Regions from separate parts of the Homo sapiens genome. Here all the other regions are linked to region 1. Evidence: chromatin loops called from intact Hi-C (ENCODE). Cell type or tissue: PC-3. All regions are shown on one strand. Region 1 overlaps LOC105370941 (a long non-coding RNA gene). Region 2 overlaps BMF (Bcl2 modifying factor). Region 3 holds the start of BUB1B-PAK6 (BUB1B-PAK6 readthrough). Region 4 overlaps FSIP1 (fibrous sheath interacting protein 1). Region 5 overlaps EIF2AK4 (eukaryotic translation initiation factor 2 alpha kinase 4). Region 6 overlaps GPR176 (G protein-coupled receptor 176).

The links. Peaks named below come from ENCODE experiments on the same cell type or tissue, not always from the same donor. Only the 100,000 strongest peaks of a DNase experiment are listed, where the experiment ranks them.
Region 2: it touches region 1 in a loop (8-fold over the local background); 22 of 110 quality-filtered maps call a loop at or near these places.
Region 3: it touches region 1 in a loop (23-fold over the local background); 5 of 110 quality-filtered maps call a loop at or near these places.
Region 4: a loop joins it to region 1, with 8 times the contacts of the local background. A loop is called at or near these places in 3 of 110 quality-filtered maps.
Region 5: a loop joins it to region 1, with 3 times the contacts of the local background. A loop is called at or near these places in 43 of 110 quality-filtered maps.
Region 6: a loop joins it to region 1, with 13 times the contacts of the local background. A loop is called at or near these places in 66 of 110 quality-filtered maps.

What each region holds. Positions count from the first base shown.
Region 1 is chr15:39,784,289-39,789,288 of GRCh38, forward strand. LOC105370941 (a long non-coding RNA gene) reads left to right here. Exons shown (of 1, transcript NR_135665.1): 1 at 1-1,329. Among named protein-coding and RNA genes, the nearest start is that of FSIP1, 3.9 kb to the left of the region's middle. In PC-3, a CTCF peak has its summit at 2,358 (motif pointing right); DNase peaks (open chromatin) are centred at 43, 1,063 and 2,403; H3K4me3 peaks cover 2,362 bases; H3K27ac peaks cover 1,923 bases.
Region 2 is chr15:40,102,628-40,107,627 of GRCh38, forward strand. It overlaps BMF (Bcl2 modifying factor), which reads right to left. Exons shown (of 5, transcript NM_001003940.2): 3 at 3,168-3,464; 4 at 1,553-1,713. The coding sequence starts at 3,459. Among named protein-coding and RNA genes, the nearest start is that of BMF, 3.8 kb to the right of the region's middle. RefSeq lists enhancers at 610-1,174, 1,175-1,740, 2,965-3,014, 3,235-3,284, 4,855-5,000 and silencers at 2,273-2,465, 4,281-4,575. In PC-3, CTCF peaks have their summits at 2,346, 2,546 and 4,479 (motif pointing left); DNase peaks (open chromatin) are centred at 1,034, 2,344, 4,094, 4,354 and 1 weaker place; H3K4me3 peaks cover 1,707 bases; H3K27ac peaks cover 4,252 bases.
Region 3 is chr15:40,215,295-40,220,294 of GRCh38, forward strand. It overlaps BUB1B (BUB1 mitotic checkpoint serine/threonine kinase B), which reads left to right. Exons shown (of 23, transcript NM_001211.6): 21 at 2,202-2,373; 22 at 3,162-3,268. BUB1B-PAK6 (BUB1B-PAK6 readthrough) reads left to right here and starts at 2,134. Exons shown (of 10, transcript NM_001128629.3): 1 at 2,134-2,373. The region is part of intron 1 of LOC107984763 (a long non-coding RNA gene); the gene reads right to left. In PC-3, CTCF peaks have their summits at 2,071 (motif pointing right) and 2,284; a DNase peak (open chromatin) is centred at 2,067.
Region 4 is chr15:39,683,448-39,688,447 of GRCh38, forward strand. The region is part of intron 10 of FSIP1 (fibrous sheath interacting protein 1); the gene reads right to left. Among named protein-coding and RNA genes, the nearest start is that of FSIP1, 97 kb to the right of the region's middle. In PC-3, a CTCF peak has its summit at 2,761 (motif pointing right); a DNase peak (open chromatin) is centred at 2,784.
Region 5 is chr15:40,028,432-40,033,431 of GRCh38, forward strand. It overlaps EIF2AK4 (eukaryotic translation initiation factor 2 alpha kinase 4), which reads left to right. Exons shown (of 39, transcript NM_001013703.4): 34 at 975-1,033; 35 at 1,928-2,025; 36 at 3,738-3,806; 37 at 4,326-4,370. Among named protein-coding and RNA genes, the nearest start is that of SRP14, 8.2 kb to the right of the region's middle. In PC-3, a CTCF peak has its summit at 2,010 (motif pointing right); no DNase peak of the experiment used is centred here.
Region 6 is chr15:39,872,905-39,877,904 of GRCh38, forward strand. All of the region lies in intron 1 of GPR176 (G protein-coupled receptor 176), which reads right to left. Among named protein-coding and RNA genes, the nearest start is that of GPR176, 45 kb to the right of the region's middle. In PC-3, a CTCF peak has its summit at 2,250 (motif pointing left); a DNase peak (open chromatin) is centred at 4,967; H3K27ac peaks cover 329 bases.

The sequences.
Region 1 (5,000 bases):
TCAGTCTTGTTTGTAGTTGGTGCCATGAAAGCCTATGTTCCTGGCCCTGTGTGCCGCTGGCAGTGAGTCATTCTTGCAAATAAAATATAAATAGGTTGATACTCATTGTATACTTTATACAAATTCTATGAGCAGTGTTCAAAAAAGTAACGGGTTTTGGATTCAAAGTAAATCCTTAAATTGACAGTTTCCAACCCATGATTCTGGGTAGTACAGTTAACCCTGCTAGGAGATCTATTATTTGAATACTCCTCAATAATGTTCTCTGTGTTTTCCAGCATTTGAATATTTGCTATAAACCCCACTTCTTGTAAACACTTCTAAATTTAATAGTTCTCATTTTTTAAACAAAGGCTTCAGATACTTGTAATAATGAGTAAAGAATATGAAGAAGGTAGAGAATATTTTAAGAATAAGATTTTGAGAACAGCTGGTAATTCTGATTTCCTGTTTCTGCATCCCAAAGATCAGTATCTGTCAGGAATTTGGAAACACTTGTTGTTCCTCCAGTCCAAATACACACACACACACACCAGCCTGAAATACAGTTTCCCAGCTATCCACCTGGTTTGCTCCTCTCTTTCCTCAGGCGTCCGCTTCCTCAGGAGGGCCTTTCCCAACCACCCTGTATAAAATAATTATCCCCATCTCCACACTCCCTACCCTCTGTCCCCTCAACCCTGCTTTATTTTTTTATGAAGAAGAGAGATGACATTATTTGGATTTTGATATTAAACAGCTAGGTTATCTTAGGTAAATACATAAGCTTTTGTGGGCCACAGTTTCTTCATTTGAAAAATGAAGTTGGACTAGTTTTGCAGTGCTTAACTGCACAGAGCATTAGAATCACCTGGGGAGACTTCATAAACTACACAACCAGGGGTGTACCTGAGATCAAATGAATCTAGGCCTTCTCAACTTTAATGTGCAGACAAATCACCGAGGAATCTTGTTAAAAATGCTGATTCAAAAAAAAAAATGTTGATTCAGTATCAGGTGAGACCTGAGACTAACAGGCTCCTAGATGATGCCAATGCTCCCCGTCCACCGACCGCTGTTTACCTAGCGGCAAGACGAGATCATTGCCAAGTGCCTGCACGGTTCTCATACACCATAAACGAAGGCCATTCTTTCCAGTTTTTAATTTGGTGACTAATAGTGTCCACTAAGAAAACAATACCTTCCCAATTTCTCGGGGGGGGAAGGGGCTGAACTAAGAAAAAGCGGACCTATGATTACTGCTGTTTTCATTTTTTTAACTGTTGTTTTTAAAATGCAACATAAGATGCATATAAAGCAAGTGAAAATAAAATTCGGGTTCCACGTAAACTTTGTGTCTCTTCACTGTTTGTAACCTTTCCAGACTAAGTCCCTATTGACTATATTTGCATAAAACTATTTATCTCATTTTGAATTGTTTTGTCTCTGTGTCACTCTCACGTGTTTATTTACCTCCTGCTGCTTCCATTTTGTAAACTGCCGAGAGGCTGTGTGTGCCTTAAGGGCCAGCTTTAATAAATTGCATTTGTTGTGTATTTGTTTTTAATTTCCCCAGATACTTCTGTGTCAGCTATTGCAGGTGACACCCTCAAAACAGCACGGGGATATAAGTCCGAGAGCACCAAATGTCTATACTGTGTTTTCTGCAGTTCCATTTTCAAAAATCGCAAACACATCCTGGAAAGTGTTGTGCCCTTCAAAGTCATTCATAAAAATTTCTTCTAGAGTCAAGATATTTGAAGCTAAAATTTCCCTGGTCTCATTCCAGGTTGGTGACATATGGCAGTGGCAGTGTTAGTTTCGGAGTTAGCTTTTGTTTTTGTTTGCAGTCTCTCCCTACTCTTGACATCCTCCTTCCGAGTGGAGTCAGATTTGAATGAATGAAAGCGAGCAAGAGCATTGTTTGCCATCTGGGCACCAACTACCATTTCAGCCTTGTTGCCCCGGTTGCCCTTTCCTCACCATAAACTTCAACCGAATGTAACAATATGGTAGGAGAGGGATCTCATTAAGCCTCATATCGTAGATTCTACACACTGGATTTTGTGTATAATAGCCATTCCTACTGGAGAGCAGATAATAGTGTTTACCACTGGATAGTTCCCATGTCCTGTGAATCTATGCTTAGTGTTATTGAAAAACTGCATTTACAAAGTGTTTCAGACTTGCCTTCCAAGCATCATTTCACTTCATTCATAACATTCTATGAGTCGGCACTAGTATTACCTGGATTTAGAGTTGAGAAGCAGAGCACCTAAAGGGTAAGTAATTGTCCCAAGGTCGTTGGGGAACTAACTGGCACCGGGATTCCAACCTAGGTTCCAAAGCCTGCCCTCCATCTCCTCAGGGGTCCGAATTCTAGAAGAGGAGATATTTGTGTCCACTAGATGGTGCTGATTGTCCTCTTAAAAAAAAAAATTGGCAGCCACTTTCAGAAACACGTTCCTTTGGATTTTAGGTGTAATTCAAGAAACCACTGAACTGAAGTATCTTGTATGTCTGAATTGTGCCTGGATGCATCTTTAAATAGCCACCCAAATAGGAAAAGTGAAAATTTGATCTCAAAAAAACTGCATTTTTTAAAATGTTAGTACCTATAAATAATATCAAAAAACCATGGTGACTTTGAGACTCTGAAAATTCTCATACATCTGTATTTACATTAAATCAGTAGACTTAAGAAGAAATACATGTTTTATTCCATGTACCCCTTTTATACCAACTGTACTCCCTCCAGCATCTCCCAATCCTGCTTGGCCACAATGCCATCCATGCCAGCAAGGGTCATGAACAGGGAAGTAAATAAAGCCTGAAAAAAACAACAATCAGATTCTGGAACAGGTAACACTTTTTTCTTTTTCTTTTTTTTTTTTTTTTTTGAGATAAAGTCATGCTCTTTCACCCAGGCTGGAGTGCAGTAGCACAATGATCATGGCTCACTGCAGCCTCAACTTCCCAGGTTCAAGCAACCTCCCACCTCAGCCTCATGAGTAGCTGGGACTACAGGCATGCAACACCATGCCCGGTTGAATTTTTTTTTTTTTTTTTGTAGAGGTGAGGTCTCCCTATGTTGCCCAGGCTTAATGCTATTATTATTGAAAGTAAAATACATGTTAAGTATATGTTTCATATGTGCTTAGTACCTTATTTTAGTACATTTTTTAGAACTTAAAAGCTGTGAAATAAACCCGATTCAAATGGGTTGTCAGATTTTGTTGTTGAGAAGGATCAGTTCAGGTGTTATTTAAAATATTGATTCTAGTCCCTATTACATGATTCAGTGGGTCTGGAATGCAGACCAGGAATCTGCATTTTTAACAAGTCCCTTGGTGCTTGTGGTACAGATGAACCACTGACTTCAAGTTAATGTTTTAGAGGGTAAATAGTGGTGAGGACATTGCTCCTGGAGGCACCATGGAGCCCCCTGCAGCTGTTCTACACGGAGGCTGTGAACAGTGACATCCAGCACTTCCTTTGTAAACAGCAGGCTAGAGACTGAAAAATGCTCTCCCTGTAGAACTCTTTCCCTCCTCTCCCTGTCTGCTGTGGAGTGCTGCACAGAATTAGCTGCTGGTCAGTGGATGTCTCCATTTTTTAAAAGATCAAGCTTACAACTTCTCAATGCCTATTGGTCCAAAAACAGTGATGACTTTAGGTTTGTTTTCAGTTAAAGAAGTTAGATCATGTATTGTCATATAACTATTCAACTGGCTCGAGCGATCCGAATGTCAACCTAGGGGGCCACAAACTTCCAGGACATTGTGAAATTGTGTAAAAATCAGTGCACACATACACACACACACACACACATAGCAGTGCAGCTACATGTTTCTGGCCTAGAGGGTTGTTTTTAAAGATAGTAAAGTAAATCAATGAAAACGAAGGTATGTTATAATATCCAGAGTCATTTGCAGGGGGAAGGTGTCATGTCAAGTGGGCCCTAAAGCAATCAGCTCTGCCAAGTGAGTCATTCTCACCAGAAAGGAGAAAAAAATCGGTTTCTCTTCTTTTCTAAGGAAATTCCCTCAAAGTAACAGACTGCTTAACTTTCTCATGATCTTACTGGCTACAAAGTTTGGTCACCCGCAGCAACTCTGTACCTGTAAAGATTTAAAGAGTTGGCAGAAACTTCCCAAGGCCAGCTGCAGTTTCAGTTGCTGGATGCCCACTGAGATTAGTGTCTCGCCCCTGTCAGCTGAATGGATGTGACACTGCTTGCGCATAATGGCTGAAATTGCACTGCAACTATCAATCCTGGGCTGAAACCAACAGATTCTGAACATTGCCCATGCATTGGGTTTCATGCTTCATGCTTTCAACCTACAGGTAAGCTTGTCTCTGAGTCCAAAACCTAACTTCAGTATTGAGCTTGGTCTCTCTGATCCCATAGGGGTTTGTTAGTTTGTTGTTTTAAATTGGATCTCCTGATCTGTGTACTTGGTTGAGGTAAGCAGGTCTATGCAAACCTACCCCCAAAGGCCAAGGAAGCTGAGAGGCCAATGAAAGAAGCTGACAAGTCCAGTTTCTCAGAAAGAAACATTCAATAAGGGCTTACAAACAGAAGCCATGTCTCTGGCGGCCAGAGAGACAGTGGATCCCCGCAACTGCCCTCCAGAAAGCATCTTTTATATAGCAAGATTTTAGGGAAAGATGTGCAGCCAGTCATGCCTCAGGCCTTCTTGCAAAACTCATGACCCCTGGGGTGGTTAGATAAGCATCTCTATGAGAGTTTATCTATGCTACAGGAACACATTGGTCATCTTGCTATGCAACAGGCCGTTTTCCTACAATACTAAAATGAAGCTTTAGTATATAGTTATGTAAGCCTTCATTATTATGTAAACCTTTGTACATATTTTAACAAAAAATAAAGGAAGCTAAAATAATTAAGATGCCATATTAGAAACATTCAAATCAAATATTTAGGGTGTTAAGCAGCAAGGTAAGGAAATGATTTTTCTCAGAGTTAACATCTCAGACATAAAGAAATAAGAAGTAAA
Region 2 (5,000 bases), 320 kb after region 1:
AAATGAAGCAAGCTGCCTTCCACGGAGCCCGCTAGATGAGTCTAAAAGAGCCACAGCCACTGTGTCCTCCCATCCTCTCCAGTACCAGGACTGGAAGCTGTGAGCTGGGCTCAGCCGTAGGCCTGTACAACCACGGTGGAGTGAATGGGCAGGAAGGAGGCCAAGAAACTGAAAACAAGAATCAGAGTGAGTCCACACATGGACTGAAGGGGAAACTCGAAGCCAAGTTTCCACCAAATAATCAAAGGAGAGAGTAAGAACTGGAGCTTAGATCTATTATCTAAGCATAGGGCCACCCTCCCTTCCTGATCACTAAGGGACTGGGAGGACTTACCAGGCCCAGACCTGGCCCCAAACTGTCCTTAGAACTCCTTGGCAGAGGGCACTAACCATATGTAACCCGCAATGTCCTGTTCTTAGGAAAGCCAAGGTCAATTCCTCTTCCCCTGGCACTGGTAATGGTTTGACCCTTAAGTCAACCTACCAATAGCTCTCCTCCGACCACCTGAAGCTACCCTTCTAACCTCGGAGTCTGCCCAGTCATGGTCAAGCTATTTATTCCCTTGATTTCCTCGCAGTCAGACACACAAACACACATTCAGAGCCAGCTGGGCTGGGGACACAGTCCCAGAAGTACAGAATGTGTTCGCTTCCAGGTGGCATGCCTGTGCTTCAGCTGTGGCTGTACCAGCACGGATGCAGCCTCAGGCTCCTCTCCCAGCCTTGGCAGCCATCCAGAAAGCCAGCCCGAAGAGGAAGGGTTAAGTGCCTGGGGACCCAGCCCAGACAGCGGCTGCTGGAACAGGGAAGGCAGCCTCCAGGCCATGGCACAGAGGGCTCCTCCAGCACGAGCCTGCCAGCCGCCGCCTTTGTTGATGGACTCTGCCACATGCTCGGCTGACACGTGATGCCCCGCCCTGGCGGGGCTGGTGCCAGGCTGCCGGCCAAGCGCCCGGCTGAGCGCCCGGCTGGCCGCCGGTCTGGGGAGCCTCTCCGAGGTACACTCTCCGGAGTCCCAGACCCTGGTTCCCAGACAGAGACAGTGAGGAGCGGCCTCCCCAGCTGGAAAGTGTCAGGTTTCAACCGGTTCCACCACTTTCCCCAACTCAGGCCCCATCCCTTGGCCTGGTTACCCGTTTCCCACTGTACCTTAGCCAGGCACCCCCCAACTGCCCAGTTTCATTGCAGCACCCGGAAAATCTTCCTCTTAGGTCCGTGAGGGGCAACCCCTCAGCCACGGCCATAAGAAGAGACAGGTTGTCAAGCAGAGCTGCAGAAAGCCATCCTATTCCCAGACTGTAGCCTCTCCCGAGAGGGCTCTTATGGAACATGAATTGAGACTGGGCAGTTAACCAATGTGGAGCTCAGAGATGAGGGCAAGATGCTTAGCCAGTTAGGCCCCTCCTGCCCATGGGAACCGCCATAACCAAAACTCTGGGACAATATCCTTGAGGTCTGGCAGAGACAGAGTTGCTGACAAGAGGAGAGAGGCAGGCCCTGGCCCCCAAGCCCCAGCAGACTCAACCCTCCTCCCCTAAACCCCCGTGCCTACTTGCTGCACATGAAGCCGGTGGAACTGGTCTGCAATGCACTGAAGCTTTCGGGCAATCTGTACCTCTGCTTGATGTTGCCACTGCCCTTCGGGGGGCTGCTCCCCAATGGGCAAGACTGCTGGGAAACTGGCAGGGAGAGGAAGCCGATAGCCAGCATTGCCTGCAAAGATAGAGGATCCACATCTCAGCATTCTCCACAACTGCTCCAACCTCCCTACGCCTGCCTGACCTGGCCAAGATTGGAGGCTGAGGGTAAATCCTCATATGAGAAAGGATAGGAGCCAGCCTGCCTCTATTGGAGCACTCTGCCAAGCTTGGACAGCCTGCTGCCCAAGTGCATAAAAGTTGCAGAACAGAAAGAATGGCCCCAGCCTTCTCTTCGCTTCTCCATTCACTGACAGTGCCATGACAAAGGGCAGGTGGTAACGTGTGCAGGCGAACATGCCAGCCTTCCGTCCTTATTTATCAAGCTACCCTTAACCACAGTTGGTTATTCACGTAGTAGCAGGTTGAAGCTCTTCTCTGGAAAAGCACTGGAGGTAGCTCTCCAGTTTCTGGGTTGAGCAAAGTAAGAGGCAGAGCAAGAAAAAATCAAAAAGTGTCTTCACTTTTTTAGTGCAGTAGAGTAAGGCTGGTCTCCCGAAGCTCCTGGGCAGCAGCACAAAAAGAGGGAGAGAAAACTGAGACGCACAGAGCTGCCAAGTTGCTCTCCGGAGACAGCCCCAGGCAAGACCTCTAGACCAGCGCTCCACACTTACCCAGTGCACGCGTTAGAACCACCGCTAGGGGCGCCAGTCCGCCGGGCTCCTCGCTCCTTTCCCTCTTCCCCGCCTGCCCGCCTTATCCAACTTCTCAGACTCCCGCCAGAACTGCTTTGCCAGAACTGCCCTAAGGGGCAGTTCCCTCTGGGAGTAACTGCAGTGTCTCCTCAATCAGCTCGTCAGACACAGTAAGCCACGCTCCTAGCCTTTACCCTCCCTCCATAAGCTGCAGTGCTAATAGAAGAAAACAGACTGTCTAACCCTGCCCTTTTGCCAGAGGAGGGCATATTTCTCATAAAACAAACTATTTAAGCCCACAAATGAAGGGGTCTTGTCTTAGCCTTGGAAGCATCCCCTCTCCTGGCATTGGGCCCAGGCAGGCCCAACCTCTTTCTCCAGTTCCCCTTTCACACACAGAAAGTCCCATGTGGCAACTGGGGGCCACCTTCTGCCTTTGGGAACCCTCCCTCCCAGAACCGGCTGGGTTTTTCCCTTCATTGTCAACAGCCAGTCACAGATCCCCCAGACTTCTCCAGGGCAACAGGAGCCACTTTATAGTAGGCAAGTCACTGCTAGGACACTAAAGGCCAGGCCACTCAAGGGGCACAAGATGTAAAAGGAGATACCATGGACCCAAGGATCCCTCCAGGAGGGGACAATTTGCCCTTTGGGGGGTCTGAGGCACAGGTGAGGAGCAATAACAAGCCGAGAGGCAGCAGGTGGAAGTCAAGGAATCAACAGCCCCGCTGATCACTTTGGGGGAAGGAAACAGCAAAGGGCAGGTTTGGGGAGGGAAAGTCCCCTCTTTTCCCCCAGTCTCTATGGGAGGAGTCTTGAGGCTGAGAGCACTCACCATAAAAGAGTCGCTGGGGTTCCTCAGTCACCCCACAAGGCAGCATGACACCTTGGCTGGGGGAGGCTGGGCTGAGAGTCTGGGTAGCTTTGTCTTCCTGGCTGGTGGGTCGAAGGCCAGGGCCACAGCAGTGGGTGAGAGGGAAGAGCTGAAGTCGGCTGAGGGGGCAGTCCAGTAGGCTCTGGGCAAACAGGTCAGCAGAGAGCAAGCTCCCGGGTTGGGTCACCGGCTCCCCATCCTCTGGTTGGAACACATCATCCTCCAGCTCCTCCACACACTGAGATGGCTCCATCTCTCCTGTGAGGGGGCAACGCAGGCATCTGGGCTGCTGCCCCACCAGGGCCATACCTGGAAGGACTCCCCTTCCCTTCTTCCTACCATACTCCCCCTTCTTATTTGAGCTGGCCGGACCACATACTGATGACATACAACCCTGGTAATAAAGCACTGCTAAGGGTGACATTCACTCCCCAAATGTGGACTGCCTGAATGTTCAGGGGCTCTCCACACCTCTTCCCTGGGCCCGCCTGGAACCACCCTTTTTCTTGATCACGTTTTCTGACCTAGGCCGGTCACAAAGTTTGACTCTGAGGGTTGTGAGCAATAGCAGGAGTAGAATCAGCAGCTATATGCATGCAGGGTACCTGGGAAAATATAAACAAGACTAGCCTCTGTAAGTTGCTGTCAAGGGTGCTGTGACTGGCTATACATACAGTGCTCACAACACACACACACACACACACACACACACACACACATACAGAGTCATTGTCCCAAGGAAATTCTTATCTCAGTCTGAGCTGAGCTCCAGGCTCAGCAGCAAAAACAAAAGCCAGCAATCCTAGGACAGCCAGGTTCCCTCCAAACCTCTAAGCCCCGCCCTGCTGCCCATCTACTCTAATCTCCACCCCTTGCTTGCACAACACAACAAACAGGCTCTGCAGTGTGGTAAGAATGTGTCCTGGGAGAGGGGATAAAGACCCAAGCTAGTCATTGCAGCTGCCGTCTCGGCTCTCTTTGAGCAGAGTTGAGCTGTCTGCCCACCAAAGTTTGGCCTAGAGGGTAGGTCCAGCCTCTCCCAACTAAGTCTCCTCACTAGTCTCCACGACTTCAAATCCCTGATTCCACAGCCTCCCGCTCCTGCCAGCTCTGAACCTGAGACTGGTACAACTGGTCTTACAGAAGGAAGTGAAATTCAGCCCTCTCCCTGTGACCTCACTCACTGCCTATACTGCTGAAGTTATTGATATGAGTTTCTTGGTGATAAAGAAGTTCCTCTTGCTCCACCTGATGGCTCTTGAAAGTCTGAGCTTGGAGCTACTCAGCATCTTAAGCTTCCAACCCAGCTCCCTACACATACCAGGAACTGCTTAGGGCCCCTGCAGCAGCCAGAAGCAGCAACCACCTGAACAGCTAAGGATAAAAAGAGATGAATTTCATTCTTGTCAGACTCAATTAGAGATTCCTGGGGGTTCTGTCCCCTAGTCTCTTGCCTTTGAAGAACAAGCCAAATGGTCTATGGATTGGTGAAGTAGCTAAAAGAATCTCAGTTCAATTCAGAATGCTGCCTTTGCCAAACACAAGCTGTGAGCTGCTTGCTTGGGCCCTGCCTTCGTCCCATCCCATCCCTGTCCCTGAGCTGTCTATGGTCCTGTCTGTGCCCTCTTCCCTGGAGAATGAGGAGATGCCTGCTAGGATGGCAAGCAGCCACGTGGTGTTCTTTGGACCGTGTTTCCCAAGTGTGTGTGTGTGTGTGTGTGTGTGTGTGTGTGTGTGTGTGTATGGGGAGGGGGGTGAGGTGGTGCACTCCAGCTTATTAACAACAGGAAACAA
Region 3 (5,000 bases), 430 kb after region 1:
GAAACCCCATCCTACTAAAAATACAAAATTAGCCAGGTATGGTGGTGCATGCCTGTAATCCCAGCTACTTGGGAGGCTGAGGAAGGAGAATTGCTTGAACTCAGGAGGCAGAGGTTGTGGTGAACTGAGATCGCACCATTGTACTCCAGTCTGGGCAACAAGAGCAAAATTCTGTCTCAAAAAAAAAGCCAGAGGCCGGGCGCAGTAGCTCACGCCTGTAATCCCAGCATTTTGGGAGGCCGAGGCGGGCGGATCACGAGGTCAGGAGATCAAGACCATCCTGGCTAACACAGTGAAACCCTGTCTCTACTAAAAATACAACAAGATAGCCAGCCGTGGTGGCAGGTGCCTGTAGTCCCAGCTACTCAGGAGGCTGAGGCAGGAGAATGGCGTGAACCCGGGAGGCAGAGCTTGCAGTGAGCCAAGATCATGCCACTGCACTCCAGCCTGGGTGACAGAGCGAGACTCCATCTCAAAACAAAACAACAACAAAAGCCAGAAAGGGCTGGATGCAGTGGTTCACATCTGCAATCCCAGCACTTTGGGAGGCAGAGGCAGGAGGATCTCTTGAGGCCAGGAGTTCAAGACCAGCCTGGTCAACATAGCAAGACCCTGTCTCTACAAAAATAAAATAAAAGCCAGAAAGAACCTTTTGAAATTGCTTAGTTTAGTTGCTTACTTTAGTTTCTGCATATTTTTTGTGAGGAAAATGAGATCCAAAAAAATGGAATGTCCTACCCAAAGTAACAGTGAGTGAGTAGCTGATTAGAGGGCTAGGACACCTTCATGCATGCTTCTTTTTATTAATCTATGAGACATTTTTTCCCTATGCCTCCAAAGTTATATAAATATTTTACAATTACACTGGGCATGGTGACTCACATCTGTAATCCCAGCACTTTGGGAGACCAAGGCAGAGGATCACTTGAGCCTAGGAGTTCAAGACCAGTCTGGGCAATATAATGAGACCTCATCTCTACAAAAAATTAAGAAATTAGCCAGGCATGGTGGCACACACCAGTAGTCCCAGCTACTCGGGAGGCTGAGATGGGAGGATCGCTTGAACCTAGGAGGCAGAGACTGCACTGAGCTGAGATCGCACCACTGTACTCCAGCCTCAGTGACAAGAGTGTAGACCTTGTCTAAGAAACCAAACAAAACACACACATGCACACACTTTACATATATATATAAAATACATATGTATATTTTATATATATCAGAATCCACGATCCCTATAACTATATATATACTATATATATATATATATATATATATTTTTTTTTTTTTTTAATTATAGTATAGTTTTATGGTGGCCAAAAAAGGTTGGCTCTTGTGCCAAGGAAAAATGAGAGCAATTATCAATTTTAAAGTAAAATACATAGATCATTCTGTGCCGTGGAGGTATGTAATTGGAGTAGTTAAAGACTGTATTTAGGAATATTGCACCAATATCAGGAGTTTGAGGGAATTAATTGAGAAAAACAGACAAAAGGAACACATGAAAACCCACTCTTTTCATTTATAAACAGTTCCTATGTCCCCTTGGAGAATAGCATTATTGCATAGGATAGATAAACCCAAGGAAAACAAAATTAATTGATAATTAATTAGTATTATAAAGATTTTTTTAGTAAATAACTGGAATTACAAGTAAGAGTAAGATAAAATATGGTGTTTTACAAGAAATTTTACAATACAGATAGGACTTTATAAAACAGACTTGCATTGTTTTCCATTAAACTCTGGAAGGAAGAATCTAAACAATACTTGGAAAGCCTATCTGGAATAGTAAACAAGAAAGGCTATGACACCTATAAAATTTTAATTTCCTCCATCATAATTCCTGTCAGTGTATAAATCATTGCAATTGTATGTGTTAATGTGTACAGTACAGGGAAGAAGCCTGTGCTCTGCTTCCATACTTACTTTATATAATATGGAAGCTTGATAAATGTTTAATGGTGGCCATGCACCGTGATTGAAATATACTTTGTGTCACCAAAGTGGTGACATTCCTTCCGCATTGGGTGGACACTGCCACTGCTCTGTCTTACAGGTGCATTTTCAAAATTAACCACTGGAGGGAGTTGTTGGCATAGCTAAGATGTACCCAAGGTACCTTTTTTTTTTAAAGACCAGCTATGCAGCTTCTTTCATGGCCTATTTTTATTATCTCCTTCTCTTAAATCTGGGCTCAGAATCCACGATCCCTATGATTGTAACAAGAACAATCAAGCTTTGAAGATAGTGGACTTTTCCTACAGTGTTGACCTTAGGGTGCAGCTGGATGTTTTTACCCTCAGCGGCTTTCGGACTGTACAGATCCTGGAAGGACAAAAGATCCTGGCTAACTGTTCTTCTCCCTACCAGGTAAGTGTAAAACAAGCCTGAGCAAATATGGAGAGGGTTTCTTAATCTCTTTATTATCTAGATAAGCTATAAAAGCTACTGTTTACTGATACCGACTCCTAGAATAGATGACCTAGTTTTCAAATATCACCAAGTCAAGTAAAATGTAACATTTTTGTGTTACAGCATTGAAGAATATACACATACATGTGCAAACACATGACTAACTCTGTAACCGAGTGCCAGGGCCACTCCTACTGCCTACCACCCATGTAATCTTTTATAAGTCATTTTCTGTGATCTTCTCTGTAAAATAGGGATAACAGTCTCTGCTATGTGTTTATCAGAATTGTTATGAGGAGTAAATGAAGTAATGTATATAAAAAGAACATTAGCACAAATGTAAAGTCTTTTGTATGGTGGCATTATATGCAGAAATTCCTTCTAACTCAGCTTTAGACATAAGACATTTGCTGATTGAATATGTAGCACAAACCTGAACTAATCATGTGGACCCCATTTAGATCACAGCTGGAGTTCATGCAAACTCAGTAGGTCTACAAATTTGAATGTGATAGTCCAAATATTTCATCTTTTGTTCTTAAGGATAATTCCTAGAATTGGCTCTATTGATCACTTCTTTGGAGAGCTTCTCCCTTTACTGTAAGGGTGAGGAACAGTCTACTAAAATGTATGTCATAAAATAAACTTAGTTAAGCACTGTAATACCTTTCAACTTCCTACCGAAATAAGCTGCCATGGTAGAGGCAGAGAATTATTTTAGCTGATGGTGCTTTTTGTGATTTCAGGTAGACCTGTTTGGTATAGCAGATTTAGCACATTTACTATTGTTCAAGGAACACCTACAGGTCTTCTGGGATGGGTCCTTCTGGAAACTTAGCCAAAATATTTCTGAGTAAGTATTGATGAATGTCAGGGTCTCTGCCTGTCCCAATAATTTTCTGTTTCTCTTGGGTGCTATCTCTGCTTTGGCAGCCTTAGTTTTTTAATCCAAATGCCATGGTTCCAGTAGTTTCAGCCAGTTTTCATTAGAGTATCAGCAGAGCAGCTAGTGCAGGAAAAAGGAACTGCTTACTAAAAATAAGATTCAAAACTATTCAGACTTCAGGACATCATTCTGAATCTAGCTGTATCTTCCAGACTACAGCTATAGTATGGAAGCTTCCCTGTTTAGATATGTGAAAAGAAGCATTTCATGAGAATAATTTTCTAACTAATTGGTGTTAGCCTTAAATTCCTTTTTCTTTATTTATTTATTTTTTGAGACGGAGTCTCGCTCTGTTGCCCAGGCTGGAGTGCAGTGGCATGATCTCGGCTCACTGCAACCTCTGCCTCCCAGGTTCAAGTGATTCTCCTGCTTCAGCCTCCTGAGTAGCTGGGATTACAGGCGTGCGCCACCATGCCTGGCTCATTTTTGTATTTTTAGTAGAGATGCGGTTTCACTACGTTGGCCAGGCTGATCTCGAACTCCTGACCTTGTGATCCGCCCGCCTCGGCCTCCCAAAGTGCTAGGATTACAGGTGTGAGCCACCGTGTCTGGCCTAAATTCCTTTTTAATAGCAATTATTACCAAAAGTTAATAAGCATCCTTTGAAAAGACTTACATTTCTAAACTATATGCTAATTTTAGGCTATTTTTTATTTAATAAGTGGATAGAACCAAACCAGATAACTGACTCTCCTGGAGAAGAAGTAAGTGGTCTCTTAATAAGCACTGCTTGGTCTCAGAACCTTAGTACTCCCTCAAGCCTGCTCATAAAACTTACTAAGTCAGCCGGGCATGGTGGCTCACACCTGTAATCACAGCACTTTGGGAGGCCGAGGCAGATTACCTGAGGTCAGGAGTTTGAGAGCAGCCTGGGCAACATGGCGAAACCTTGTCTCTACTCAAAATACAAGAAAATTAGCTGGGTGTGGTGGCACATGCCTGTAATCCTAGCTACTTGGGAAGCTGAGGCACGGGAATCACTTGAACCTGGGAGGCAGAGGTTGCAGTGAGCTGAGATCGCGCCACTGCACTCCACCCAGGGCAACAGAGTGAGACTCCGTCTCAAAAAAAACTAAGTATCTACGTTCCACTTTAGCTTATCTTAGCAAATAAGTTCCCAGCCTGTCACCTATTGTTATATTCTTTGGTTAAAAAAAAAAATGAGTGTTGAAGATTTAATGCCCCTTCTCTATTTTCATCTTTGAATAATTGAATTGTACTTTTCTCTTCATTTAATTCAGAACTTGGCCAGTGTTGTCTCTTACATGAACTTTTAAAAATAGGCTTGAAATACAATGTAAGACATATAGGATGGATATAGGCATGTCCACTTGGCTATGGTCCAGGCAGGTCTGGCTAACACAAGCAGAAACAAGTGGGGTCAGTTGGGGTTTCCTAACAGCCCTGCCTTATCTAATAAGGGAAGTTTCTCTGATCAAAAGAAAATAATAAGAAGCAAAGGTACAAACATATTAAGCAGTAGTTAGTTTAGTCAAGCTTACGATTATCAGAGAATTGTAAAGAAGATCCACTACTGGGGTAGGAGAAAGGAGCTGTAGCCTTTTTAATGACCTAGACTCTAGGAAAGTTAGAGGAAATAAAATTCCTTTTTCTTCTATTTGTAGAAGAAAAGTGCTAT
Region 4 (5,000 bases), 100 kb before region 1:
ACACCTACGTCTAACATAATACTTAATGGTGAAAGATTGAATGCTTTCCCCCTAAGACCAGAAACAAGGCAAAAATGTCCACTCCCACCACACCTACTTGACATTGTACTAGAAGTTCTAGCCAATGCAAGAAAAAAACTCAAGGAAAAGAAATAAAAGGCATGCAGATTTGAAATAAATTAAGTTGTTCCTATTCACAGACAACATGACTGGCTATGGAGAAAATCCCAAGGAATCAAGGGGAAAATAATTTCTAGAACTAATAAGTCATTTTAGCAAGTTCACAGGATAAAGTTCAACACAAAAATTAACCATTTTTCTATATATACACTTCTTGTATACATAGAAACCAAAAGAAAAAACACACATATTAGAAACCAAGAAAAAATACCACTTACAGTGTTACAATTTATACTTAAGTACAGGTCTCAAAAAGCACATACAGGATCTACATGCTGAAGATGACAAAATGCTGCTGAAAGAAATGAAAGAAGACTAAATAAATACAGAGGCATACCATGTTGATGAATTGGACAATTCGGCATAATAAAGCCATCTGTTCTCACCAAACTTATCTATAAATTTATGCAATCCCAATAAAAATCCCAGCATGATTTTCTGTAGGTACAGACAAGCTGATTCTAAAATTTATATGAAAAGACAGAAGAACTGGAATAACCAAAACAATTTTGATAAAGGAAAAATAAGATTGGAAAAATCATATAAGCTGATTTTAAAATTTAATATAAAGCAACAGCAATAAAGACAGTGTGGTATTGGCAAAGGAACAGACACATGTGTGTCTGAAATTTTTCATCATAAACAATTTTTAAAAATAAAATTTAAAATAAACCAAATATAAGGAATCTGGAAAGGTCACTGAGGCACATGCGGAACATTATTAAAAGGCTGGAGAACAGACACTACAGCTGTGATTCCTGCCTGTCTCATTCGCTCACTCAAACTCAATGCTTGGCATAGAGCACATAGTCCATAAATAGCTGCTCAATGAATAAAAAGTGAATGACGCACCAAGGGAAATCTTACTCTTTTTCCTTAACCCTATAGAAGGAAATAGCACCAAGAATCCTAATGAATTGATCTCCTTAATTGAAAACCAAATAGAGAAAGCTGCTTTAAAAATAAATTTTATTTTAGAATGTCAAATCCTAAAATAGAATGTCTTTTCCTAAATACCCCAGCCTACACTGCTTTCTCTTTTATGAACTCCTCTAGTAAGTGGCCTTAACATTTCTTAATCAAATACAGTGTTAAACTGTCCTCCTGTGTGTGGTGCCTGGGCTTTACCATGTGGTGAGGATGGAAATAGCTGACTTGTATTGATGGAGTTCCTGCCATATATCCTGACACTGTTCTAAGTGCTTTCCACTCAACCCTGCAAAGCAAGTTATTAGTATCCCCTCTCCCAGATGAAGAAACTGGGGCATAGAGGGTCAAGTAACTTCTCCAAGGTCACACAGCTAGTCCAGGGCAGAGCAGGGACTCAAACACAGGCAATCTGGCTCCGTACTTGCCTCAGTACTGCCTCTTCTGAGGACCTTGAGAACCCAGACTCCTACAAATCACACTATTTTTGTGTATTTTTCTCAGCAATGTCCACCTAGGACAAGGTTGGGTATGCAGCACATACTTTAAAATCTAAATGACTGGTGTGCTATCTGGGCTGCATTTGCAAATTCCAAGAGCATCTTTAGGGAAAGTTTTTAGTTAAAGTTTGTGTTGTTCTGAAGAGCCCTCCTGAACTTTCTATAATGTTTTAGTTAATTCCACCATGAGGATTTCCATGACAAAAAAAAATTGTTCATGTGTGATAAAGATAAAATGTTAGTACTTACCAGATGTTAAGTTTTTAATGTAAATATTGCCCAAAATAGATACCAAAACAAGACTAGCAAAGTAAAAATCCTCCTGGGGAAAATTATTTTATATCTCAGTGAAAGTCCTTTCCTATAAATCCCCCCGCCATCCCCAACAAACACACATAGAAAGCCTTTGATGGCAAAGGAAACCTCAAAGATGTCTTGCACTGAGAAAACAAAACATACAACACCCTCCAGGAATTCTGGTCCTTCTTAAGATCTCTATCACTAATTGTTTTGGAAAACCTCAATACAAGTATATGTTTCAATTCTGGGTTACATGTAGTTTAAGGGTAAAGAAAAGAAATGACTGTAGTCAGCCATCCATTGCCATCTCTCTAATGAGGTATGTGCTTACTGAACACATCTCATCTGAAAAAAAAATTTTTATACAAAAGATGAGTTTTTCTATTGATCTTTTTTCTTCTACAGCATTCTACTAAAGAGAGATTAATCCCAAAACAACAAGAAAGGCCTTTAATGAAACCTCACAGCAGCTGGCCATCACCCAGGCTTTAGCTGTGTCCCACGATACACTCCAGACATTCTGCATGCTCTCTGTACATTACATGTCAGACCATTCCAATGGAATGGGAAACTATGATTACACTATAATTTTAACATTTAACCCAAGTTTTTGCTGACATAATTAGCTAAAAATATTAGCAAAAAGGGTAACAAGAGCTGTCCAGTTAACAAAACTAATTTCAAATAACAAATTTGGAGGATGATAATTTCAGTGACCACAAAGTAAAAGTAAAAACTTTATCCTATCAAGGACAGCAATAGGCTAACCGAATTCACCACCTATAAGGGGATTCTCTAGGAAACCCACCACGGGTACCCAATTTCCACTGGCAAGAAAGAGAACACAGACGTGATTATGTGACCACTAGGTGGCACCTTCACACTGCTTCATCTCAAAACCATATTTCCACCTCCACTATGGCCTTCCCAAAGTATTAGCAGTATAAAATTCAAACCCAGGTGCCTCACTTTAACAAAAAATAAATTTAAAAAATGAGAAAATACATTTTCAATTAAAAACTTTTCCCATTAATTTCTACATCTAAGGCTTTGGTGTATAATCACAGAAGAATATCTCACCAAACTGTCAATATAAATTGGTATTCTGACTTTATCGCCCCTTGGCAATGCATTGTTCCAGTATTACAATGTAGAACTGAGATAAATTTGTAGCTTCAACTATATGTGTAACTGAATTAAAATAATTTCAAAAGCCCTGTGAGCAAAGGCTGTGACTAACTGAAAAAACAAATGGTGGCCTCTAATACTTCTTGAGTCCCAGCCTATGACGGCAAGTGTCAAGTAATCCTGCAGACTGGGTAGAATGTATATCATTTCTTCATCCCTTTCAAATAAATATATTGAAGTTTTAAAAGATTTTTTAAAACAGGTCTAGATTATGACCTTGTAGGATCTACAAACAATTAGCAAATTCCTCAAGACTTGGGTGACATTATTAGATTCAAAGGGAAAGTCTGAGTAATGGGCATTTCCCTTATTTGGAATTATGTTTTATGTTTTGTTTGTTGTTGGCAGGAGAATGGGGCAGACAGTTCTGCCTACTTGTCTGTATCTATTTGCAAAATATCATCCCAGTTTCAGGTAGCTACAAATGGCTGGGTCCCAAGTAAACCTTTTAAATGTGAGGTTTCTCCTTGGCAATCTCAATCTCTCCTTTTCTCTCCAATCTGTGTCCTTCCCTGCTTTGCAGCCTCTTACTCAATAACACTCCTGCTTTTGACACCCAATGCCCTTTCACCTTTCTTTCTTTCTTTTCTTTTCCTTTTTTTTTTTTTTTTTTTTTTTTTTTTGAGACAGAGTTTTGCTCTTGTTGCCCAGGCTGGAGTGGGAGTGCAATAGCGTGATCTTGGCTCAGTGCAACCTCTGCCTCCTGGGTTCAAGCAATTCTCCTGCTTCAGCCTCCCAAGTAGCTAAGATTACAGGCATGTGCCACCACACCCAGCTAATTTTGTATTTTTAGTAGAAATGGGGTTTCACCATGTTGGCCAGGCTGGTCTCAAACTCCTGCCCTCAGGTGATCCACCCGCCTTGGCCTCCCAAAGTCTTGGGATTACAGGCGTGAGCCACCGCACCCAGCTTTCACCTTTCTAAACTGACTGAGGCAAGCGTCTAGAATCAGCCATTTCTATTCTAAGGTAAACATGAGCCAGTCACTTGCAGAGTTGGTCCCTACCTCCCATCTGGTTCCCTGGCACTTTGTATCCACCTCTTTTTCAGGCCTGAATACCTCACATTGTAACTCTCTGTCTACATGAGGGCCTCCTCTACCAAGCTAAAAGTTTGTCAAGAAAGAAGACCAGGTCTTAATCTGTATGCCCAAAACCTACCCATGGTGTTTGTAAACATTAAGCCCTTAATCAATGCTTGTTTAATGAATGTATCCTCTTGCCTTGCCTGATTTACATTTTAAGCCTCTTCTCTAACTGTGGAAAGACTTTACCTCTACCTAACACAGGAGTTCTTAATTTTAGAGTTCAAGAACACATTTTTATGTACATCTATATGAGCATTTTTCCAGGAAAGAGGTTCACAGCCTTAATGAGATTCTTAAAGGAATCTCTAACTCCCAAAATTTGGAACCAAACCAAGCCAAAGAACTTCAAGCACTAGGAATCAGAAGAGAGGCATATTATTAGGCTAAGGGGCCTGCCAAGCATCCATGGAACTATATTGGTAGGAAGCTACCAACTCTGCTTATAGGTAATCTCTCTGAATACAAAGTAGAAGTAGACAGACTAGTCACTGCTGACAAAATCAGACCAGTCGATGCAATCGTATGCATTCACAAAATACACACCTAAAAGAAACCACAACTTCAGGGAGATGACAATGATCAGAATACAGATGCTCCTCAACTTACAATGGGCTTACATCCTGATAAACCCATTGTAAGTTGAAAATACAGTAAGCCAAAAATCCATTTACTTAATACACCTAACCTACTGAACATCATAGTTTAGTCCAGCCTACCTTAAACATGCTCAGAACACTTATATTAGCCTACAGTTGGGAAAAGTCATCTAACACAAAGCCTATTTTATAATCAAGTGTTGAATATCTCATGTAATTTCT
Region 5 (5,000 bases), 240 kb after region 1:
ATCTGGCAATGTATGGAGACATTTTTGGTTGTCACAACTGGGGAGTTTTACTGGTATCTAGGAGAGGCCAGGGATACTGTGAAAACATCCTAAAGGGTACAGGACTACTACCCCCCAACAGAGAATTTTCTGGCCTAAAATTTCAGTAGTACCAAGATTGGGAAATCCTGGCTTACAGAAAACAAACCTTGCTCTGTTCTTCTCATGCCCCCACCCCTTCTTATTTGCACCTAGCCTTAATAAATTCACCATTAGGTGTTTCTGAGGGAACATAATGTTCTGGAAATCACCAGTATTGGAATTATAGATCTAAATCAAAGACAGAGGTTTAGAAGAGAAACCAAGAAATAGCCAAGTAGTGAGTATGGGGGAACATTACCAAGACACTTAAAAGGCTACATGGGATTTAGTTTTAGCAGGGAAAGGTTCAAAGTTTTTCCTCCAGCAAATGATTATTTCCCTGTTTTCCCAAGATAGAGTGCTGTTGTCTCTCTCAAAGGCTATAAATTAATTCACAGCATTTGAAAGAACATCCATTCACGGCTTTTTAAAGAATATCTTTATTTACCAAATGTTCTCCTGTGGGTGGTTGCCAAGGCTACTGCCATAATGAAGGTGGGGCTGCTGTTATTCATGTTTCCTTGTATTATGAGGGGGGCGGAAAGAACACCCATTATATTTCATTGAAATCAGCTTATTGTGTGGATCCAGGATTTCACGCCCAGCTGAATAAATCAGAATGTTTTCCTTAGGCATTTGTTAACTTAAAAAGACATCCTTTATAATTTTTACTTGCTCTTGACCAAAGCATAACTAAATGCAAATTTTTTGTTTTTGTTTTTCCACCAATAACCAAGAAGATGTTTTTATATTTAATGGAAAAGTGGCTCACTATACATGTAGTTCACTGTAAGTTATGTGTTGCTTGTGCCTTATTGACTGTTCTTTAATTGTTTTTGTTTGCTTGTTTTTAGAGAAGCTTCCGATAATCTTGCAGTGCAAAATCTGAAGGGGTCATTTTCTAATGCTTCAGGTATAATTACTAATTATAATCTGAACATAATGATGCTTATATGTTTGCTCTAAGCACTTATTACTGTAGCTAACTGCTTGTGACACTGGAAATCTATTTTTAAAATAACATATACGCAATAAATTGTACCACATGGGATGCATCCCTATGCTTTGAAATCCACATCCTAGAAAAGGATAAAACAACTGGAATTTAGCTGACTCTTCTACTCTATCTCTTATTTTTACAAGTGATTTAATCTTCCTTTTACTCAATTTATTGTACAAGTGAAATGTGTATAATTTTCCTGGAGATTTTCCTCATACAGAGGATTGAAGGAAGTATTTTGAAATCCCTTGAAGAAGGACACTATACACATTTTGTTTTCGTGAAAGCCAAGAGGGCACAGTGGTGATAGTTATGCCTTTGCTTTCATCACCTCTAGCAACCTTACTTCTTTTTTAAAGAAGTGTTCCAATTAAGGCCATGAGAAGACATATTTGGCTTTTAACAGAATTGAGTCTTTCCCATTCTCTTCTGTTAGCACTAACTTTGTGTTGCCATCAGATTTCCAATTCTTGCAGGAATTTAAAGAAGTATGCAGGTTTGGTGATATTCAGCTTGATTTTCTTAGGCCCCTGAGGTTTTGATGACTCCTGTTGCCTCCCTGCCCCTTCCACCACCCCCCAACCCCTGCCTGAGGAGAGAAGCATCAAAACTGCTGGGTGTTGGGGTTCTGGGCTCCTCACCTATCCGGTGCAGATGGTTGTAGGGATAGAAAACACAGCCCAGTCGTGATCTAGCCCTTAGAATCACGACAGGATGTCTACTAATAAACTCTGCCATCTCTCTGTAGTATGTTGTAGAAAGTGGGACCAGATAAGGCCATAAATTCTGAAACTCTCTTGGTCTCAGGTTTGTTTGAAATCCATGGAGCAACAGTGGTTCCCATTGTGAGTGTGCTAGCCCCGGAGAAGCTGTCAGCCAGCACTAGGAGGCGCTATGAAACTCAGGTACACTGGGTCAGGGTTTCTTTGGCTTTCTAATATGAGTTACAGAAGAGAAAAACAACAACAGGAAAGGAAAATAAGATAAACATGGAATTTCTTGGAAATATTTTTTCCAAGAAAAAAATTTTTCTTCCAACTTGCCTAACTGGGTGGCTTCTGGCTCCAGGATTCCCATCTGTCCTTCAGAGAGGGGCCATTGTGCACTGTGGGCACCTCAAGGCAGCTGTTGTCAGAGTGACTGCATCTAAATGAAAACTATCTAATCTGGCTCTAAAGGTAGTTGAGGTTTGTTTGTGCTCTAAATAGCAAAGTAGAAGAGGCCGATGACAAGACTTAAGGCAGGCTTCTCATTCCATACATGGTTTCGGCATTTGCTATATGCCTACTGGTGTGCTAAGGGCTGTGTAAAATGTAGAAAACATTAACATGGCCCCAGTCCTCAAAAGAGTTTATAACTTAGAAGCATATGCATTATATAGAGAATAATAAAAGCAAATAAATATAGGCCAGGTGCGGTGGCTTATGCCTGTAATCCCAGCACTTTGGGAGGCCGAGGAGGGCGGATCACTTGAGGTCAGGAGTTCGAGACCACCCTGGCCAACATGGTGAAACCCTGTCTCTACTAAAAATACAAAAATTAGCCAAGCGTGGTGGCAAACGCCTGTAATCCCAGCCACTCGGGAGGCTGAGACAGGAGAATTGCTTGAACTGGGGAGGCAGAGATTGCAGTGAGCCAAGATCATGGCACTACACTACAGCCTGGGCAACAGAGCAAGACTTTGTCTCAAAATAAAATAACTACAGTAGAACACTGAGTTAAATTTATAGAATATGAATGTTAGAGTATGCTGTGGACATATGCAAAAGAGTGAGTGTTAAAAGAGAGCAGTCAATTTTAGAAATGTAATCAGACTGAAATACAAAAATCAGGTACTTTATTTTTGTAAGCTCTTCTAGCTGTTTCTCAGGATTTGGGTGGAAACCTATTTTTCCCGTCTTCCTACTGCCTTCATCACCTACCAAGTTTCAGTTCTCACACCATGTCCTCATTGCTGCCACCTCTCCCTTTTTCCCAATTTAGCTTCATACTATCATCTCTCTGTCTCTGTGTGCACTGTTTCACTGCGCTACGCCTTTATAAGGAATCATTTCAAAATTATGAAGAGATAATTGACAAGGATTATTAAACAAATGGTCAAGATAAGTTATAAAAACCTCATTTCCCCTGAGATCATATTGCTAGACACCCCTTTCTGAGTGGATTAAGAGCAAATCTTCTTTTTTTTTTTTGAGACAGAGTCTCACTCTGTCACCCAGGCTGGAGTGCAGTGGTGCAACATCAGCTCACCACAACCTCTGCCTCCCATGTTCAAGCGATTCTCCTGCCTCAGCCTCCCGAATAGCTAGTATTATAAGCGCCGGCCACCATGCCCTGCTAATTTTTCTATTTTCAGTAGAGACGGGGTTTCACCATGTTGGCCAAGCTGGTCTCAAACTCCTGACCTCAGGTGATCCCCCAGCCTTGGCCTCCCAAAGTGCTGGGATTACGGGCATGAGCCATCGTACCCAGCCAAGGGCAAACCTTTAGACACCATTTGGAATCCTTTCTAGGCTTTGGTATGTAACCCTGTGATTGTATCCTGGGATAGGAAATAAGATGGCAAGAAAGATGGCTTGGTTTAACATGTTCTGAATTCCATTTTCTTACTATTTAGGTACAAACTCGACTTCAGACCTCCCTTGCCAACTTACATCAGAAAAGCAGTGAAATTGAAATTCTGGCTGTAAGTGGCTTTCTTTAGTATTTTGAAGGTGGCTTCTGTCCATACTGTCAAAGTAGTTGCCTCAGGGTTCAGAGCTTTTTTGCTCAGTGTCAGCAGAATTTGGATGCAGGCCTTATTGTGATGTGAACTACACGCAATTTAAAACTATTAAGAACTAGGGGGAGAATTTAAGGTTTTTTGTTTCTCCTCTTTGTTCCTCTTTAAGATAGAGGAAAATGAAAACAAAAGTCATTTTCCTACATATATCAGGCCTTTGCCTTGCTAAGCTTACACCGAATACATGTAGCAGCGTCAGACCTTTCGGGTGTGGTGTAGAGGGACAGGGAGTACAGTTTCCACTGCTTATTAATTCTCCAGGGCTAAGATCTTATCACTGCACAGTTCATTAAGCCCTTTTACAGCACAATAGCATCTCAGACTCTGCAAACCCTATTCATACTGCTGCATTTCACGTGACACTATGGTCACAAGGCAGTATTGTGCTGCTGAGAGTTGATGTACATTTGTGTGTATTCACAGGTGGATCTACCCAAAGAAACAATATTACAGTTTTTATCATTAGAGGTAAGCAATATGAACTCTTCTGCACTGTGGCCTTTAAGATCCCAAATCTTTGCTATTAGTTTGCCAAAATACTGAAGACGGCATTCATTAGTGATAGTATTTTTCTGGCAGCTGCAGGAATTTAGTAACATTTTTCCTTTTATGTAACATATATGTTCCTAAATCCTATGTTGAAGGACTCATACTTTTCTAGTGACTTTATTTTTCAGATACTTATTTTATTAAAAACAAAAAACAAAAACAAAAAAACACATATACTGCTTTTACTATGTGTCAGGGTCTGGCAGGCCTTGTTGTAAGCATTTTACAAGTAGTAACTCATTTAATCATTACCACCCCAAAATGTAGATACTGTTATTATCCCTTTACAGAGTACGGAAGTAGAGAGGTTAAATATCTTACCCACAGTCACCCAGCTAGTAAGTAGTAGAACCAGGATTTGAACCTAAGCAGACTAGCAGAATCGGTGTTCTTAACCACTATACTATACTATCTCTCAAACCTCCATTCCAGCTAGGGAAGCTCATTTGCAGATTAGTACTATACAAAACAAAATCCTTTTGTAAAAATTAATTAGGTCCTTTATAAATATATATATATTTTTACAGGTACATCCCTTTATCATCAAAT
Region 6 (5,000 bases), 89 kb after region 1:
AAATATCTGTGTGTGTGTGTGTGTGTGTGTGTGTGTGTGTGTGTGTGTGTGTGTGTGTGTGTAATCATGAGAGTAATAGAATCCAAACAGTGCTTTAAGAAAATAACTTTGGTAACAGTAGGAGAAATGGCTTGAAGAAGCTAAAGATCAGAGAAATGAAAAACAGTGAAGAGTCCATTCGAAAAATACAGGTGCTGATAGCTAACATATATTAAACATTAAGCACTATACTTGTATTGTCTTATCTGATCTTCAAGACAACCTCACAAAGTAGGTACTATAACTAACCACATTTTCTGCCTGAGAAAACAGAGGCTTAGAGAAGTTAAGCAGCTCTCCCAAAGTCATAAAGCTAGTGGGTGGAAGGAACAGGTTCTTAAGTCAAGTTTGACTCCAAAGCCCAAATTTTTACTACACTGTTTCTCAGGTAATAAGGTCTGGACTACAGCAGTGGCAAGTGATAATGGGAAACATTTCAGGGGCAGAATCAATTTGGGAATGAGAAAGAGGAAGAGAGAGAAATCAAATATAACCAAAAATACCAGCTGTGCGCAGGTAGGGATATCACAGGCCAAGATGACAGCATAGAACCGAAAACTACAACACTGGCTGCAGCAAATGAAGAGCTAATCTGTGAATTTCATGGGTGACCTAGGCTCATACATTAGCACCTCATTCTATGAGAAATTAACCAGCCATGGGCTAGTTTTTCTTTTCTTTTTTTTTTTTTGAGACTAGTTTTTCTTATTAATATATATTCAATAGAAGGTGAAGTAGCTTCCTAGTAGACCAACCAAGTGGGAGACACTGACACTTATCTATGGGCACCCTGCACCTTCACCATCACCACAAGCCAGCCCCCACGATTGTCAACCAGTCATTTGTCTTTCATCTTATTCTATTCTTGTCCCCCTTTTGGCCATTCTATTCATTAACTACATCTTTATCACCAAGCAGAAAAGTACAAAGTCAGATGGTGAAATTCAAGCTGATAAAAATTTGCCCCTGCTAAGTGTTTCTGATTAAAGATTTTCAAGGGCAGGTTTTTAAATTACTGTGCAAAAAGGAAATCTATGAAATCAACTAGCCATGCTTCCCCCAAAACCTAATGACATGAAGAACTCAAAATGTATTGCACGAAGGTTAGGTATTGAGAAGATGTCTGTAAGTCTCAAGTGACTTACGTAAGTCTGCAGTCTCTATATGAGTTTCCACCAAACAGGTGGGTGACACTTCAGAGTTTCAACACCAGTCATCCTCCTCTTCTTTTCATTGATCTTCCTTAGATTTGGGCATCTTTTTCCAAAATTGACCTGTAGTGTGGTAAGTAACTCCCCTCAATAGTAACTCCCCAAGAGTTGACAACCCCTCAGGGGTTATGTCAGATGCTTACCAATGACATCTCACATGGATGATCTGCTGATGGGAACAGTCATAAAGCCTGTGATACCATCCATTTTCACCAGACCAAACCTTCTCATCTTCTCCAAATATTAGCCTAATTGGCATCTTTTTTTTATATTGACAGAGCTTTATGCAATAACAAATTCCAAAGTTCTTCCTTCTCCTCAGTCACATTTCTTTCATCTTGCTATGTATTGTTAGCTGCATTGAAACAGTAGTTTACATGTGTTACATGGTCTGCAGTTTGTCATTCAGAAACAATCTGGTGTCAAGTGATTCTTCTCTTGCATACTTAGGGAAGTCATCATTGTTGCTTCACCTTTTATCATCTTTACTTTCTTAAAAGTCAATAAGACTTGGAGTAATAGAATGTTTCTTATTATCATTGCTTTCCATACACCTTACATGAGGTTAATAATGTCACAAAAATGCTTAAAAATTAACTGCAATTCCAGCTGGGTGCGGTGGCTCATGTGTGTAATCCCAGCACTTTGGGGGGCCAAGGCAGGTGGATCACCTGAGGTCGGGAGTTCAAGACCAGCCTGACCAACATGAAGAAACCCTGTCTCTACTAAAAATACAAAATTAGCTGGGCATGATGGCGCACGCCTGTAATCCCAGCTACTTGGGAGGCTGAGGCATGAGATCACTTGAACCTGGGAGGCGTGGTTTGTGGTGAGCCAAGATCGCGCCATTGCACTCCAGCCTGGGCAACAAGAGCGAAACTCCATCTCAAAAACAAAAACAAACAAACAAAAAATTAACTGCAATTCCAGCAAACGTGAGTCTACCATAGACTAACAACAGAACATGGAGCCCAGTACACAACCAATACTGCCATCTGTTGGTGCCAGGCAGAGTTCACTCACTTTTGTTTGGAATAATGGCTTTGTTTCTACCTGTCAAAATTAATAGTTTCAAAATTCCTAAATATGGGAGCCACTATCTCGCTTTTTGAGCCTGATAAAAGCAAAAACCAACCGTTTCTAAAAATGTCTTAGATTATCATGACAATACAAATTGGAATTTCTATTGTTTCTTTGACTACAAAGAAATAATTTGTTTGGTAAGGTGTTTTCAGATAAATACTTGTCTTTGCAGAATCCATGCTAGATGGACAAATATTTTCATATCACTCTTGGAGCTGACACTTTAAAGCATTCCTGGAGAACTGCATATGTTCTCACATACAAGCAAAATTGACTCATTTGTAAATATTGAGCTTTTCAATGCTATCTATTCATAGACAATCGGCAGTATTAGGAAGCCCACTGGATCAAGAGTCAGCAAACAGATTCTTATCCAATCTGCCACTCAGTTCCATGAGCTTGGTCAAATCCTGACTTGCAATTTCTTCATGTAGGAAATGGGGTTTTAGTGCCGAGCCTCCTTACCTAATGGGTATGTTGAGAAAAGTGAATAACATATGTGAAAATGTTTTTAAAATCATTAAGTATGATAAAAATTTAAAATACTCCCTTTATCATCTTGCTTAACTCAAAGAAGTTTCTTCCACATACACAAACCACCACCTGTCATCATCTGACTTATTTGGTGTGTACTTTTTTGCAATATTTTGTAATCTATTTTTATTCCTCCCAATGTTTAACTCATATATATATATGAGTTTAAATATATGTATATATTTAATTTACATATATGTATATATTTAATTTAAATATATATATGTATTTAACCTGGGTGTGGTGGTACACACCTGTAGTCCCAGCTATACAGGAGGCTGAGGTGGGAGGATCACTAGAGTCCAGGAGTTTGAGACTGCAGTGAGCCACGATCCTGCCACTGCACTCCAGCCTGGGTGATCCAGCCTGGGTGACAGAGTGAGACCCTGACTCAAGAAATACATATTTTTAAAAAAAGAAGAAGAAGAAGAGAATTGAGCAGAAGAATAAAAATAAATGCTTCAGCTGCATAAACATATAACTTCTTTCATGGTCCTACTAACATATATTCAAAATTGATAGTAAACATGTGAAATAAATAGCAGATGCTACACTTCAGGGAGAATTTCAGGAACCTCTTTTTCCTTTGAACTTAAATCCATTGCTACTACCCTCTTGTGCACAGCGAACTAAGGCCTAATAAAATTGGATTTAAACACACCTTCTCTCTCATCTTCTTGCATACAAGATCAGTATGAGCTGCAATTCTCAAAGTGGTGTTCTACCAGTTGTTTCAGTGAGGGATATAATGTTAATGATGTTGATGTTTATGTTAATGTTTATAATTTAATTTCTATTGCTATTATTATGGAATGGCCTATCCAGTATCTCATGAAAGCTATTATTTTTCTTAGCCTATTTTCTGGTAGTAAATTTTCACAGTGAGAACATGGCAAAACCCCCTCTCTATAAAAAAAAAATACAAAAATTAGCTGGGTGTGTAGTCCCAGCCACTTGGGAGGTGGGAGGATGGTTGGAGCCCAGGAGGTTGAGGTTGCAGTGAGCTGAGATCCCACCACTGTACTCCAGAGCCAGACCCTGTTACAAAAAGAGAGAGAGAGAGAGGGAGAGAGGGAGGGAGGGAGAGAGAGAAAGAGAGACAGAGACAGAGACAGAGAGAGAGAGAGAATGAAAGAGAATAGGTGATCTACATTATCTTCTGTTCCTTCAAAGTAGTCTTAGAATCAGGGGGAAAAAATAAGGTTACTTCTTCAACTCACAAATAGAGCCTTCTTTACTAGTTCCAGAGCTTGGCTGCCTAATTTGTTCAATTTTATTTTATCCTATTTTTCTTAATAAAGCAATTAAAAGTCTCATAAGAAAACCCAATTATTGAGTCTAGCAGCTCTGAAACACCTAAAAAAATCCATGTTGGTCCTCAGTGCTATTTATATCCTCCCTTCTTTCATTCCCTAGTTTGCTGTCTCATCAGGCTTGGGAAGATCTCTTTTATCAAAGTTACTGTTGCCAGAAAACACAAAAACAAGATGGAGGACAAAGCTAAGAGGAGAATAAGTTTCTCCTCTCCCCCAACCCCAGCCACACTGATACGTTTAAGTGAACATCCCTGAACACACTCATTTATAGTCATATTCACCCCAAATTCCCCCAAATCCAAATGTAGGCAAACACAAAAGATGTTCCATCAAATGTGAGCAAATATTTTTCTAAACATTTTATTGCCTTGTATTAAATTAGCATTCACCTATGAACTAGGTCGCAGATGCATCAAGCCCAGGACTCCTGGCTCCTAATCACATGCTCTTCTTCTTCTTCTTCTTTTTTTTTTTTTTTTGTTTGTTTGTTTTGAGTTGGAGCCTTGCTCTGTTGCCTAGGCTGGAGTGCAATGACGGATCTCAGGTCACTGCAACCTGCACCTCCCGGGTGCAGGCAATTCTCCTGCTTCAGCCTCCCAAGTAGCTAGGACTACAGGCAGACGCCACCACACCTGGCTAATTTTTGTATTTTTTGGCAGAGATGGGGTTTCACAATATTAGCCAGGCTGGTCTCAAACTCCTGACCTCAAGTGATCTGCCCGCCTTGGCCTCCCACAACACTGAGATTACAGGAGTGAGCCACCGCACCCTGCCCCAACTCCATGCTCTTTCCATTACTCATGCAGTATTTCCCAAC